2 separate regions of the Homo sapiens genome follow, and region 1 is linked to region 2. A link is an interaction called in ENCODE POLR2A ChIA-PET data of the cell type or tissue named here. Cell type or tissue: MCF 10A. All regions are shown on one strand. Each heading gives the region's core, and the rest is flanking DNA. Links, peaks and the distances in the headings are about the cores only.

Region 1 (5,381 bases), core at 75-5,074, 57 kb before region 2:
ATGATGGTCAGTTGCAGCACCAGTGTTTTCAGGGATCCAAGGGATTCAGGGCCACAAGTTGGTAGAGCATCCTCCTTTCCAGTCGGGGCCACAGTGGGCCACGTGTTGTGGTAAAGATACTTAATATTAGGCATTATTTTCAAGCATTTTTTGTTGTTATCAAATACCACTAGCACCTAGTTAATACTGTTTATGGGTTTTGGAGAAATTCCATTTTACTCCTTTTTGCCACCCAGGGCCTTGGTAAAGTTAAGCTTTCCAGCAGGAACTGTGCTTCTCCATGTAATTTATCACCCTTACTCTGCTGTCCTAAGCTTAGAACTAGTCTCAGCTGTGAGCTGATGTGCTCTGCTGTGTTTAACTGGCTACCCCCAGAGAGGGTGTCCAGATGAGATCTGAAGGGAGGGTGCCTGACAGTGTCCCAGCTCCATGCGGCCTGAGATGTGCTCTGCTCTTGCACTTCCTAGATAAATTGGGAAACTTGCTGGTAAATAATTCTATAACCCACTCTTTTCCTTAGGCTTTTTGGAAAGGATATAAACAACGGAAGGAGTATATGCACAGGCGGCAAACGTTCATTGATAATACTGATTCTATTGTGAAGGTAAATACCCTTTCCTACCATACCAAGTGCTTGGCTTAAACGTTTCCCCTCATTTCATGTTTAATCTGAAAGACAGCTATAGAAAGGGAGGGTACATGTGAGCCTTGAAGTCAGAAGGCAGTACTGGATTTGAATCCCAGTTCTGCTGCTCATTTACCTAATCATTTTTCAAGCAGGTTGGTTAAACCGGTATAAAACCTCAAGTCCTTTATGAGTGGTTATGAGAATCACAAGTGAAAGTGTTCTATAACCAATAAATGTTCTTTGTCTAGAAAGTTCAAGTTGATTATTTAGACTTTAGGTAGAACCCAGCTTTTTTTCATGTTTCTCTTTCCACATTTGCTTAAGCATATTTAGAATGCTCAGACATAACAGAACAAAACCCATGATAAGAGGAAGTAGAGCTAATTTAGGGCCTATATTTGGGAGCTGAATTAGTCGAACCCAGGTGAATAGCTCTGGGTGAGAAAGAAAGGGTACTGTGATGTCCACTCTCATGGATCTGAAAGCCAGAGGACTGGACAAAAATCAACTTGGAAATCTACAACTTGGAGATCTACAAGTCTCCAGCTTGGAAATCCAGATGAGAGTGGAAGCAATGGAACTGGAAAGTAGAATCAGATTAGTTTAAAGATCTTTCAGGCCAGGCTTAGTGGCTCAAACCTGTAATCTCAGCACTTTGGGAGGCCAAGGTGGGAGGATAGCTTGAGCCCAGGAGTTCAAGACCAGCCTGGGTAACATAGGGGGACCTCATTTGTATTTTAAAAAATAATAATAAATAAAAACAAATTTAAAAAACGTTTTAAACTGTGAAGACAGAGAATAATGTGACCCAGATCCATTGTGCAGTAGCTCCTTGATGAAATAGCATCCTATGGAACATATGCCTATTCTGTCAAAAACCATTGGTAGCAATTGGTCCCTCATGAGACCTCTTCGATGTTTTCCTGTAAAAACTTAAAGGATATTGGATGCATTTAAAGGGATGTTAGAAGAAACCCTAGACTTAGTTTACTTGATTTCCTGACTCATTGCAACTCTCAGCAAAACGCTTCACCCTTCTGGCTTTTATTTACTGAGTTTAAGGTAAAATAGTACAAAGTTAAATTATTTTCCCCACTTCTCTCTTATTAAGGTGGTGAAATTTAGAGTAACATGTAAAGCGTTTTGAACCCCTTAAGAAACCTCAGTGAAAGATGAAGAGTAGGCTTTAGAGATTGATTATTCAGTGGGCTGCTTTTTTTCTTTATCAAGTATCATTGTTTTTAGAAAAACTACACAAAACCGTATTACGGGTTGTTTGGTGATTACTTTGACTTTTCTCTTTATTTTTTGTTGTACTTTTCTATTTTTTAAAACCTTTCAGATTCAGTCCTGGTTCCGAATGGCAACTGCAAGAAAGAGCTATCTTTCAAGACTACAGTATTTCAGAGATCATGTAAGAAAAATGCCTGTGGGATTTTATCCAGGTTGATAATGACCTAAATGAATGCTTTATTGAAAGTTAGCATTGAATGATTTTTATTGAATGGTGAACATGAACACTTAAGAAATAATGGATCTTAGAACTTCATATGATAATATTTGGAGGCTTACTGTTTTCATTCAGAAATCATGTTGAGAGTTAGACTTCACCAGTCAGGACTCGATAGAAAATGGGTGAGGGGAAAACTGTGGGCTAGTAACACCAAAGAGAAGACTCTAGAGAAATATTTTACAGCATTACATATGTAGTTTTTTCAACTGTTAACTGCTTACTTTAAATAGAAGCCCCTGGGAGGGATTTCTTCCTGAATATTTAAAGAAGAGATATGGGAACATAGATTGGATCATCTAAGTTGTGTGCTAAAATTATTTTCCCTTTTTAGATCTCTTTGTCTAGGCAGTTCCCCTACAGTCTTGTTTGTACTTTTAGCTGACTTATCTGACCTCTTCTTCAAAGAAAATGGAAAAATAAATGTTGAATACACCACATTGAAATACTGTCAGTTCTAAGTAGTGTCAGTTCTTAAATACTGACAGTTCTTAAATGTTCTAAATTCAAAAATGATGGAGTAGGTGGGACTCTGGGAGATCAAGACTTGTCTTAATCTTTTGCAGAATAATGAAATTGTGAAAATACAGTCACTGTTGAGAGCGAACAAAGCTAGAGATGACTACAAAACATTGGGTAAGTGAGAGCTTTCTGAAACAAAGCAAGGATTTTTTATAAACCAGGCAAGGACATATTGGTCCATATTGGTCACTTCAGAGGCTGCTCTAAGAACAGAGGATACCCATTGTTTCCAGTAGATTTTGATCATCTCAGGCCCCAGGTTCTAAACCAGTACACAGAGGAGCACATGGTGAAAGGAAATGGGCCTTCCTATTAAATGGAAGGGATCAGCCACATGGTATAATTTCTTCTTCAAAGAGAGTGGAGTTGGCATAAATGCTGATTTTTTTTTTTCAATCTAAGCGAGAGTCAAAAATCTAATGCAAAAGAGTTAGCCAGAAAATAACCTTATATTTAAATTGTTTAATTTGTTAGACATAGTCTCATCTCCCAAAAATGACAACTGCAAATATCTTCCTACAATTTCATTTTGAACTTTTCACAGAATAATTTTTAATTTTTGTTTGTTTTTGTTTTGAGACAGAGTCTCACACTGTCGCCCAGGCTGGAATGCAGTGGCGCAATCTTGGCTCACTGCAACCTCCACCTCCCCAGTTCAAGCAATTCTCCTGCCTCAGCCTTCCGAGTAGCTGGGGTTACAGGCACCAGCCACCACACCCAGCTAATATTTTGTATTTTCAGTACAGCCGGGGTTTCACCATGTGTGCCAGGCTGGTCTTGAACCCCTGACCTCATGATTCACCTGCCTTGGCCTCCCAAAGTGCTGGGATTACAGATTAAATTTTTTAATAAAAATTTGTAGAAAGTTTGAAAATAGCAAAATAAAATTCACCCAAAAATAACAATCACATTTTGTGCTATCTCCTTACAGTCCCAACTTTGCCTATGTTTGTTATTTTGGTTTTTTACAGATCATAAGTTGATTCTTTATATACTAAATTTTTAACATTCTAATTATCACGGGAACATGCACAGTCAAGGAGAGCTTGATGATAAATTTACTAGTACTTACAGTGCCTAGTAAGTTTAGCCAGCACCTTTTATTGTCTAAAGTTTGTCTGAATTAAGGGATGAAGTATATGGCTCAAGAAAGATCTTCCCTGGTACTTGTTAAGGAAAATCTAGGGACGCTTGAAGTCCTCACTCTGCCTCCAGCCTGCAGAATCTACTGAATAATGTCTCATTCCACTAGATTCCAGCTCACCTCTCAGCTGGTAGATATGTTGTTGTTTTTGGGGTTTTTTGTTGGTTTTTTTTGTTTGTTTTTTGTTTTTTGTTTTTTTTTTTTCTTGAGACGGAGTCTCGCTCTTTCGCCCAGGCAGGACTGCAGTGGCGCTATCTCCTGCCTCAGCCTTCCAAGTAGCTGGGACTACAGGCGCCCACCACCGCACCCAGCTAATTTTTTGTATTTTTAGTAGAGATGGGGTTTCACCGTGTTAGCCAGGATGGTCTTAATCTCCTGACCTTGTGGTCCGCCCGCCTCGGCCTCCCAAAATGCTGGGATTACAGGCATGAGCCACTGCGCCCAGCCGTTTTTGGTTTTTTTTTTAAAGAAGGCTAAAGAGGATTTTTTTTTCTGAGCCCTAACACTAAAATATGTTTGCTGTTGCTTTTATATATGAAAGATGACTTCAAAATAAATTTTCCAAATGAACACAGGCTAGTTTTCATTTTATTCAGGTAAAGTGTTTTTTTTTAAGCAGTTATAGTGATGTTTTTTGTTTGTTTACTTTTTTATTACAAAGACAAATTCCAATTTTAAAATCTAGGCAACTTTATATTGGGGCATAAAAGGTAAATAGAGAAACCATCTCGGTGAGTGAGTTAGATCTAAGCTTCTCTGGGCTTCAGCAAATTGGGTGCTTTTATGGTAACCAAAACATAAATTTTCATTTCTTTCTTAGTTCAGCATCTTTAGAAAACTAAGGCTTTGGGATTTTCTAATTTAAAAAAAAAAATAACTTTTCTAAGTTTGTTATCATCTGTTCTCCCCCTTTTATTCTGGAATGTCACTGAACGCATTCCAGCTTGAAAGATGCTGAAACTAAGATGTGGTCAGTTGTAGGAGCAGACTATAAAGTGGTCTGATTTCCTGAAATTAAAATACCTGTACCACAAAGTCATTCTCAGATGAAGATGGCAAAAAGCCTAGTATTGATAGAGGAAATATTAAATTCGAGCCATAACAATTAGTAAAGCTAAAATACTAATTTAGTTTTTTCCGATGGGACTGTTAATACATATGAAGAGACACAACCCTTAGTGGGTGGGAGAGGCAGCCATCAACTCTGGCCACAGTGGGAGGGCTCATGTTCCCCTAACTTGGCTGCATGGATGAGCGGTGGTGCATTGCTAAGGCCTTCCCTGAAGTGGTCATGTCAGTGGCAGCATCTTTGCTGGAAATAGAAGGAAAATAAATTGATGTGCTTCAGTGGTCAGGAAATAAAGGGTCCCATGATCCAAGGAAAATTCTCCAATAAAGGCCATTTATGCAGTTGTTTGTGGTTTATGCAGTTGTTTTGGTGTTAGTTTTCTTACTCCTTTAGTGTCAAAACACCACAGAACTAAGGTGGAAGTAAAAGGAAGACTGTCAAGGGCCTAGGTGTAAAGGAGGGCAACTAATGAGATGGCCATGGCTGGACTAGCTCTTCCAAGTCATCT
Region 2 (5,381 bases), core at 292-5,291:
ATACAGAGAGGTAGAGAGGGAATTGGGTCTGTTATTAAAAGGAAGAAAAGGAGTGTGATTCCTGCTGACAGTTTAGGAGTCTTCACCACAAAAGGATTCCAGACTCTCAGGCTGGAACCTCCCTGCCACTTTGTTCATGCCTGCAACAGGCTTTATTTTTTCACAAATTGCAAAATATTGAGAAAGTAGGTTAGTTTATGTACATGTGGCACAAATAAACTTGAAGGGTAAGACCAACAGAATTTGGAAAATTCAAATTAAAAAAAGTAAAATCTGCTACTTTAGTGATGGTTTCAGGCTATGTATATTTTTTTGACAAAGAGATGAATAGCTTAAAACAATGCTCACTATCTCAACAGTTTGCGGGTATGTATGTTTTGTAATGCATTAGCCTTAATGCAGGCTTTGGTAGAAGGAATTAAATATACAGTTAAGTTTCACGTTGAAAATAAACCTCCCTCTTGCCCTACTGCTAGCATTGGAAAGGGGAACAGGAGCCAGGGGCAATGAGGGGTGGGCAGGGTAAGCTTCCTTCTTGCTCCGGGCAAGGCTTTTAGTGGAAATGTATAGAAGGAGCCAAAATTAGGGAGCAATGTTTTGGAGGCAAAAGCCAGCCTTTCCCAGCATCTCTGAAAGGAGCTTATCTTAACTTATTGCAACACTGAATGATATGCTTGAATGTTATTTGTACGAATAAAGATATTTGCATCATGTCAATACCTTCAAGGAACGCTGTGAATGATTTCTCTGTTGGCCCACAAGATGAGGTTATTGTTGAAGACATCACCAATTGCTATTTGTGTGAGATCTTTAAGCGGTATGAATGGGTGACCTGAGAAGAAGGCTCATGATGAAGGAACAAAACCAAGGGCCATCGGGGCCTGGGTGTAGCAGACTTCAGTTTACAGAGATTTGTTGGAGCCAAGTCCTGTGCTACTCTTTAAGAGGACTAAACTGTCCCTCAAGCCAGAGGACAATTCTTGATAACCCTGAGCCTGAGCCACTAAGGACTCCAACTTCCTCCCAGAGCCCATAGATTTTTCTTACTCAATGGAAAAGGTTTTTTGTTGTTTGGGTTTTTTGTTTGCTTGCTTTTTTGCTTTTAAACACTGAGCAATTGGAACTATAACTTATTTTTGCAAAACTGACTCCTGTATTTTGATTATTTTGATTATTTTGATCTTAAAAGCAAAAAGTACTTATGCAACACTATAGGTGCTCTCAAAGGATATGCTTTAGTGGTCTTCAGGAGAAGGAAAATATGTGTATGCTTTATTCTGAAAGTTAGTGGTGAAGAAAGACCAGCTTGGTGTGACCGTTGTCTGATATGAATGATCTCAACTATAATTATACGTTAGTGTTTGTGTGTGGTTGGGCACAAATTAGAAATGCTATTCATGATGTGATTTTTATGACTTTGTCATTAAGTAGGGATTTGTGGTATTCCTCAAACATTCCAAGAGGCAAACCACAAAACTCTGAATGGTGAAAGTTGTCTTTATTTTGAAAAATTATAGTGAGCACTGGATGTTCTTATTGCTGGTTAGCTTTTTGAAAAATCTATTGCCAATGTTACTAAAACCAAACTTGGTAACAGGTTACAACAGAGGCCCCCTAAGCTCCAGAGGACAGAATCTGTGTTTCAGTCACTCTAAATCCGGAGCCTGGCAATGCTTTGTAAATAAATGGCAGGTGCAGACAGGGGTTCTAGCAATGGAATGAAAAGCAGACAGACCCTACCACCCCCACTGCCCCTCAGGAGTCCACTATTACTTCAGGTTGGCACTTGGATGAATGGGGCTTTTACTTATTATCTCAGCCTAAAAATGAATAGCCTCTCAACTCAATCTCCAAATAAAATATCTTATACAGATTTACTATGTTGCCTCACTGTTTTCCTTAGAGTATAAAATCTTTTAGCTAAAATATATTGAAAGGGAAATCAATGAAGAGGGAGAACTAGGAGATAATGTGTTCACCTTACTTAACTGGAATGAAAGTTTTTGGTTTTTGTCGTCTTTTAATAGATACTGAATTTGACCTTTGTTTAGCACCCTAAGTCATAGGGATAGCCTACCATTCTATCGATGGTAGAAATATAGTTGTTGATCCATTATGAGAGATAAACTTCCAAATCTAAGCTGACAGTACGGGTTTATAACAGCGAAAGACAGAAACAGGTCATCTGTTGGTTGGCTTGTAACCTGATTACAAACCTTCTGTTTGCTTTAAAAAAAATGTGGCAATATATACACAGAATCTGGTAGTGCCTCAACCTACTTTGAATACTTTCATATGAGCTCTGGTATCCCCATCATTTAGCTTCCAAAAGGAAATTACTATGCAAGTTCTTAGAATATACTATTGTCTTTGGAACACTTCAAATAGAAGAGTGGTAACCAGAATACCTGAAGCAGGTAGATCATCTGATGGCTTACATGAAACTGCTTTCGTATCATCTAGTTATTAAAATGTTTACCACGTTGATGCCACATTTGTTTGAAAACACTACTAAATACCATAAACATTATGGGAGGATGGCTAATGACTCATACTATTTGGTACCAGGCAAGTTAAAACAGAGAAAATGAAAACCGGAAACTAATATCAAGTGGTTCCAATATGAATGATGCTGCAAAGTCAAGATTTCATTTCCAAGAAATATTTTTAGCAACTCTGGTTAGGCAGATTTTCAACATGTTTATCATCTCTGGTTAAGTAGATTTTCTACTCTCAGAAACCTACAGATGTTTGCTTTAAAACTGACAAAGGGGTTTTGGTAGGAGTGGCGTGGAACAAATGAAGTAGTGGGTTATCTTCTTCAAAAAGCTCTTAAGAGGCCGGGTACGGTGGCTCACGCCTGTAATCCCAGCACTTTGGGAGGCCAAGGCGGGCAGATCACCTGAGGTCGGGTTTTAGGAACAGGGCGCCAAATCTGGCCATAAACTGGCCCAAAAACTGGCCATAAACAAAATCTCTGCAGCACTGTGACATGTTCGTGATGGCCATGACGCTCACGCTGGAAGGCTGTGGGTTTACTGGAATGAGCGCAAGGAACACCTGGCCCACCCAGGGCAGAAAACCGCTTAAGGCATTCTTAAACCACAAACAGTAGCATGAGTGATCTGTGCCTGGACATGTTCCTGCTGCAGATAACTAGCAAGAGCCATCCCTTTGTTTTGGCCCATCCCTTTATTTCCCATAAGTAATACTTTTAGTAAATGTTATGACTGGCTTGCTGTCAATAAATATGTGGGTAAATCTCTGTTCGAGGCTCTCAGCTCTGAAGGCTGTGAGATCCCTGATTTCCCACTCCACAATCTATATTTCTGTGTGTGTGTCTTTAATTCCTCTAGCACCGCTAGGTTAGGGTCTCCACCACCGAGCTGGTCTCGGCAGTCGGGAGTTCGAGATCAGCCTGACCAACATGGAGAAACCCAGTCTCTACTAAAAAAAATACAAAAATTAGCCGGGCATGGTGGCACATGCCTGAATCCCAGCTACTTGGGAGGCTGAGGCAGGAGAATCGCTCCAACCCAGGAGGCGGAGGTTGTGGTGAGCCAAGATCCGGCCGTTGCACTCCAGCCTGGGCAACAAGTGCAAAACTCCGTCTCAAAAAAAAAAAAAAAAAAGCTCTTAAGAGCACATAAACATAGGAACTTTGTGAAGTCTAAGGACAAAACAAAAAACAACATCACTAACAGACCATAAAATTAGAAATCAGTCACAAAAAGCCAGTCAAAATATCCAAGAATTTATGGTTGAAGATTGAATGAAATTGACAAAATATTTAGACCTGAATTTTATATATGCACATATCAAAACTTGCAAAATGTAGCTGATGTGGTCTTTTGAAGGAGAAGAGGTAAAAAATAATCAGTTCAAAAAATTATACTAAAGAGGCCGGGCGCGGTGGCTCACGCCTGTAATCCCAGCACTTCGGGAGGCCATGGCGGGCGGATCATGAGGTCAGGAGATCGAGACCAACCTGGCTAACACGGTGAAACCCCGTCTCTACTAAAAATACAGAAAAATTAGCCGGGCGTGGTGGCAGGCGCCTGTAGTCCCAGCTACTCAGGAGGCTGAGGCAGTAGAATGGCGTAAACCCAGGAGGCGGAGGTTGCAGTGAGCCGAGATCGCGCCACTGCACTCCAGCCTGGGCGATACAGCGAGACTCCGTCTCAAAAAAAAAAAAAAAAAAAATTATGCTAAAGAGTAAACTCAAAGAAAGTAGAGGAAAAGAATGAATTAAAAATCTGTGTTTATAAATAAAAATAAAAGTAACGGAGCAAAAAGACGGGCATTAGAAAATAGTCATTTCTGACCTCTGGTCAGATAAAGGGAAAAAAGCAAAAAATTAGCTATGTTAGGAATATAAATGGGGACAACACTACAGATAAAATAGTTTTAGAAGACTAAAATTTATTATATGTATACAAGGGAATAGTATACTATTTAAAAAGAATTAGATAAACATGTACCAAACAAGCCTCAAAAAATACAACTGGCAGAAATATTCCTAGAAGGAATCCTTTAGTCAATATGCACAAAGCATTTAAGCATTTCATTATTTTTGTTTTTTTTTTTTTTTTTGCTTTTGTTTTTGTTTTTTTGAGACAGAGTCTTGCTCTGTTGCCCAGACTGGAGTGCAGTGGTGCAATTTTGGCTCACAGCAAACTCTGCCTCCCAGGTTCAAGTGATTCTCCTGCGTCAGCCTCCCAAGTAACTGGGATTACAGGTGCACACCACCAAGCCCGGCTAATTTTTGTATTTTTAGTAGAGACGGAGTTTCTCTATGCTGGCCAGGCTGGTCTCTAACTCCTGACCTCAAGTGATTTGACCGCCTCAGTTTCTCAAAGTGCTGGGATTACAGGTGTGAGCCACTGCACCCAGCCTTCATTGTACGTCTTTTTGTCACTAGAGGTACATTTTGTTCTAACAACTAAGACCCCAAAGCATCCTTTTAAGCTTTATCGTTTTGTAAAATGGTTAAAAATAACATTTTCCACCAATGACACAGATAAAATTTTAAAATGTGGTGGTATTATTCCATTCTTATTTTAAGGATATACATATATGCAATTTGTATGTGGATATGATTTTTTGAATGGTGAACAGAAACTTAGTGGTCAGGTAGCTGGATGCGGTGGCTCATGCCTGTAATCCCAGCACTTTGGGAGGCTAAGGCGGGTGGATCACCTGAGTTCAGGAGTTTGAGGCCAACCTGGCCAATATGGTGAAACCCAGTCTCTACTAAAAATACAAAAAATTAGCCAGGCGCGGTGGTAGGCGCCTGTAATCCCAAGTACTCGGGAGGCTGAGGCAGGAGAATCGCTTGAACCCAGGAGACGGAGGTTGCTGTGAGCCGAGTCCGCGCCATT

What was found. Peaks named below come from ENCODE experiments on the same cell type or tissue, not always from the same donor. Only the 100,000 strongest peaks of a DNase experiment are listed, where the experiment ranks them.
Region 1: POLR2A ChIA-PET joins it to region 2 with 6 read pairs; 4 of 35 experiments call an interaction of 5 or more read pairs at or near these places.

The regions. Positions count from the first base shown.
Region 1 is chr5:76,652,230-76,657,610 of GRCh38, forward strand. It overlaps IQGAP2 (IQ motif containing GTPase activating protein 2), which reads left to right. Exons shown (of 36, transcript NM_006633.5): 18 at 521-604; 19 at 1,971-2,042; 20 at 2,705-2,774. Among named protein-coding and RNA genes, the nearest start is that of F2RL2, 32 kb to the left of the region's middle. In MCF 10A, for the core only: no CTCF peak of the experiment used is centred there; no DNase peak of the experiment used is centred there.
Region 2 is chr5:76,708,558-76,713,938 of GRCh38, forward strand. NCRUPAR (non-protein coding RNA, upstream of F2R/PAR1) reads left to right here and starts at 3,846. Exons shown (of 1, transcript NR_028375.2): 1 at 3,846-4,331. In MCF 10A, for the core only: no CTCF peak of the experiment used is centred there; DNase peaks (open chromatin) are centred at 2,554 and 3,104.